2 separate regions of the Mus musculus genome follow, and region 2 is linked to region 1. A link is a loop called in an ENCODE intact Hi-C map of the cell type or tissue named here. Cell type or tissue: left cerebral cortex. All regions are shown on one strand.

Region 1 (2,500 bases):
CCCTAAGCTTAACAATTCTGGACCATAACAATTCTCCAAGCTCCCAGCAGCAATGGTCTCCTTTTAGTAAACAAGCCATTGAATTCTCCTACTTAACCAAGCTCCCTAGCAGTCGTGATGCTGGGTTTCGCCTGACCATCATGATGCCACGCCTCCATTTTCAGCCTCATCCACGTGCCTTGGCAAAAGCTACCTCTAAAAAGTCCCTTAACCCTCAACAACGGACCTTTAAACTCTGATATTTCCAACAAATGTTAACATATGATAATATCTCTTGGGATTCTTCTGATATGAGATGAAAACAAGTCACTATTGTTCCTATGCCACTCCTACATGGGGGTTCTCTATATTCTGCTGCTGATTCTGACAGACACCATATAACCACTGGCAACTAGCACCAGTGATCACTGGTGATACAAGAGACATCTTACCTTTGCATTAGGAAAATAGAAATGGAAGTGTTTTTTTTTTTTTTTCAAGAGACGGTGATGAGTAGGAGCAGCTCTGAAATTTAATAGTGTTTTCTGTAAGTCTTTTCTTACATTGAGGAGAATAAACATGCTAAATTAGTGTGACTTACCATAAAGCATGCAGCAGTAAAAGCAGGGCTCCCATTTCCGCTTGAAGGTTTTGCACATGTGTAGACATCTGTGCGTTTCACAGTCAAAGAACCATGCAAATGTCTGAGTCACACGTAGTTATAAATTTGTTTATTCATGAATGCATTCGCTAAAACACTTTAATGTAACCCTTTCATTTTAGAAGCTTTGCAAAGTTGCTTAAAAAAATAATAATCATCCTTTTATTTAAGAGCTAATAATATAAAGAAAAGATAGATATATAAACTGCTGATATTTTTCAAAGCATGGCGAGCCTTACTTGAGACCTTTTGGGCACACAGGACAGACAGACAGACAAGCAGGATCTTCTGGCAACTTCAAGGTCAGGAGGAAGCCAGATTCCTCCTGTTGTGATTCCCTGCCAGGTTGTCTTGGAGACCATCATGGCTGTTGGAGCTTTAGCTATCACATCCGCATTCCAGATCCTAGGAAGAAGGAAGAGGGGAAGGGTCCCTTGCTTTTAAGGATGCTTCCTGGAAATCCCACACAATGCTTCTATTTATAACCACACTAGCAGTCAGGACAGTCACAAAATATAGGCTATGTGTTGGGACTTTTAGTTAGTGACAATGTTAGCAATCAAAGAAATACACAAAAAGGTCTGGGCTTTGCTTCTGGTTGGAAGTGGGTCTGGGTAGTGTTGCAGGTGCCCTACATTCCCTGCCAGAGTCTCCAGTCTGAATATATGGAGAATAAAGTCATCTTCAGAAGAGTAACTTGTGAATGACCTATGGGAAGTTGAGTGACAAACTGGAGGAGATCATTGTCTAACTGGTGAGCCAGAAAATAAAACAAAAGAACAAATAAACAGGGAAGCTGGACACATGGCCTCATGACCTGAAAGCCCAGAACAGTGGATTCACTTCACTCAACCAAGATAGTGTTTTGTGGCCCTTCTGCCATGACTCTCTACACTATAGACAGGCCAACTGTGAAGCTGGTCACAATGCAGTTCACAGGGATGGGCAATGCACTCAGATATGCCACAGCTCTCCTGAGGTTTATTTTGTTGTTTGAGAGTTTTGGAGGTTCTGTTTTTTGTTTTTTTGTTTGTTTGTTTCATTTTGGCTTGTTGTTGTTGTTGTTGTTGTTATGCTTTTCTTTTGGTTTTGTTTTTTTAAGCTGACTGCAGAAAACTACTCAATTTTGATTCTCATTTGCTGATATTTTATTGTAATGATTTTAATAATAGGAGTCATTTTCCTTCAAGAGAATATAGGAAGGAAATCATTTTCAGAAAAAATGAAATGTGGTAAAATTTATAACCTCATTCATATTTAAATTTGACCCCAAATAAAATTACTCAATCATTTTGATCTACAGTTAAGTCACTTGGCATTCTTGTGTTTATAAAACTTGGTAAAGTACAATTTAGTGTGTGTGAAAAAACTAACCATTTTTGGAATTAAAGGCCTTTGAAGAAAAAATTCAATTGAAACCATTTTATGTTTTCATTTGGATTCATTTTTACTTGTTAAATTCATTAAATGACAAGTCAAAATTGCAATTTGAAAGTACATACAATTTTTAAGCATTTGCAAAAGATATTTGATACTTTTGTGTTTTAAAACAATTGAAATTTTTCTCTTTATTTCTTTCCTACTGTAATCATCTTCATATTGTTTACTGGCATTGTCTAATGACAGGGGCCTGACACAGCCTGAGACTCTTTACCTACAAGCTGTCAACAGGACTCAGATCTCTAATGTGTTCCATATTAATTCAACTGAATTGAACATATGCATACACAAATGCACCAAAGATAAAAATGCCTCACTTCTGAGAAGTGAGGTTTGTAGTGTTCAAAATGTCCAGTTTTACTATTTAGTTTATTTTTACTTTTCTGATTTTTTTAAAGTTCATCTGTGTGTTTGTTTTAC
Region 2 (2,500 bases), 71 kb before region 1:
TCTGATCCTGCGTCAACCCCCCACTTCTGCTCTCCCTCCTCCTCAGCAGCCTCCTCCTCCATACCACTGCTGGTGCATTCATGCGTCATTTGCAACCTCTCACCGCGGCTGGAACATCTCCGCATCTATGAATAGATTTAACAGCCTCCTTCACACGCTTCCTCCTAGGGCTGGACTGACTCAGCTTCACTAAGAACAGAGAGCACTTTGATTGACAGCTGAGTTTGCCATCCTATGTTTCCACAATGTGATGCAGGAAAGAGAATACGGCTTACAAGAAACCCTCTCGAAAAAATAAATCCAGCCCAGCAAATGAACAGAGGAACGAAAAGAAATACTGTTCCGGCTAGAACACTGATGTAGGTGTTTGTAGATAAAATGATAATTTAGAATATGAAATTCATGATTTGAAAAAAAAACGATAAGCTATCTTTCACGCTTGGCTTTGATCTAAAGATTAGAAATTGCTTCCCCTGAGAAAAGATACTTACAGATGCAATTTGCAAAGGAGCCAGGCAGAGGGAAACAGGATCCACAGCAGGCAGATCCAGGTCACCCAGGCTTACGTGATGAATACTTATTGTGTATCACACTGAATTCACAGCCACTACCTTTAATTAGTAACAAGAACATAGTCAGGGCAGCAGGCAGCTGCAGAACCTGCCTCTGGCCCTCAGAGGAACGGGGACCATGTCTGGCTCAGGGGGACACAGCTGCTTTACAAACTCTGAATGTGTGGGAACAAACGCCGCTTGAGATTTCTGTAGTAGGGAACCAGCTAGGGAGGTTTTTCCAGAAAGAGATAAGTTCATGACTGTTTATTAATAGGACACTAGATTCACTCAATAGAAATGTTTGGTAGTGACTGCTTAATTGTTCTCAGGCAGTAATTACTACAATTAAGAACCTGCAACATTGCAAAACCTCGTCTAGACTAGTATTAAAAAGAACCTGTTGGTGATTGCTCTTTGCTGGAGAGAACAGATAAACAGTGGACCTGTGAGTGGTGCTCAAGTGTTTACTAGGAACCCATCTTCCCAGTCTTCTCCCCGACTGATACAACAGCCTTGAACTTGAGGTATTCTGGGTAGCACAAACACCATGCAAGTGCATACCTTCATTCACCCATATCTCTAATATCGGCTACTTGTCCTATTAAAAACATGAGGTTGATATTCCCACAGCAATGACTGTTAACATTTCCTACTTGGAGACAAACTGAAACCAGAAAAGAGCCCCAGAAAGAGACAGTCAGGCTCAGAGTGACAGCAGGAAAGACCCTCACTTCCAAAGAAACTGCAAAGTCCAGGATGCTCCCGAGGAGGAAATGTCACCTCTTAAGAAATCTTATCTGCTTCTGCTTCTGCTTCTGTGACTCTCCCCCACTGCTGTCCTTCTTCTTGGAACTTCCCACAGCCAGGCAAACCCTTAACCCCTTCCTTCCAAAGCAGCACAAGTGAAGAGTTAAATTCACACCCTCAACGCCACACTCTTCTTTTCTCAGAGACCCAGCATCTCATACCCGTTCCAGTTCAGTGTGCTGGACAACGTGAGCACTCTCAGGCTCTTGCTTAGCCTGATGATGGCCATGCTAAATTATGTGCTAAAGCCTCCGGGACAATGACATAATCAGGTGTCTCTGGCACCCACAATGCATTCTGACAAAGAAGGCTTGAGGTATGAAGATGCTTGTTTTTAAAAACAAACATTTGAAAGCTTTTGCTTCACACGGTTTCTTTTATTGCGATGATCTTGCATCAGTGAGAAGCATTTGCTCTAAGTAATAAATTAACATTGCTACCAGTTATTACTAGCGTAAGTAAGACATTTCCATTGGGGTTCGTTCCACAGGATTTTGTTCACATACGTCGTCATGAGCACACTGTTGTGATAACATACAGAATACCTTTCATGGCACCGACTCCCCAGTACTCCACCTGCTAGTGTGCACCTCTAACTTCTGTGCTATGGTTAATCTTCAAGGTCAACTTGTTTGGATTAAGTAATATTTAGGGTGTGACTCGGGAATGTCTTTGGGTGTGTCTCCAAGGGCGTTTCCAGAGAGGATTAGCTTTGGGGATAGGATCCACACTAAACGTGGGTGGACCCATTCCACAGGCTGTGGTTCGGGACTGCACAGAGAGGGGAAAGGAGAAAGTCAGCTAGTGCAGAGTTCCTTTCTGTCTTCTTAGATGTGAGCAAGCAGCCTCACATTCCTGCTGGCACACCCAGGGGATGCTTCCGCCCCAAGCTTCCATGAATACAGTGCACTCTCTTCCTGGAAACCAAATGTAGCTTTGCTCTCTAAGTTGCTCCTTGTCTGATATTGATTATAAGGGCAAAGAGGAATTCATACAGTGCGGTCTTGGTATCTCTATACTGTGTTTTTCTGTAATCCTGGAACCTAGAATCATGGTGTGCAGCCTTTGTAGGCTGACATCTTTTGCTTTGCAATATCATCCATGCTGTGGTAGAATTACCCTTTGTTATGAGCAATGCT

The links. Hi-C counts contacts between places; a loop is a spot of excess contacts. Peaks named below come from ENCODE experiments on the same cell type or tissue, not always from the same donor. Only the 100,000 strongest peaks of a DNase experiment are listed, where the experiment ranks them.
Region 2: it touches region 1 in a loop (6-fold over the local background); 4 of 42 quality-filtered maps call a loop at or near these places.

Annotation. Positions count from the first base shown.
Region 1 is chr13:110,554,240-110,556,739 of GRCm38, reverse strand. No RefSeq gene overlaps it. Among named protein-coding and RNA genes, the nearest start is that of Gm32990, 13 kb to the left of the region's middle. In left cerebral cortex, no CTCF peak of the experiment used is centred here; DNase peaks (open chromatin) are centred at 625 and 955; H3K27ac peaks cover 619 bases.
Region 2 is chr13:110,625,441-110,627,940 of GRCm38, reverse strand. Gm33045 (predicted gene, 33045) reads right to left here and starts at 696. Exons shown (of 6, transcript NR_167735.1): 1 at 492-696. In left cerebral cortex, no CTCF peak of the experiment used is centred here; DNase peaks (open chromatin) are centred at 104, 554, 1,107 and 2,126; H3K27ac peaks cover 2,467 bases.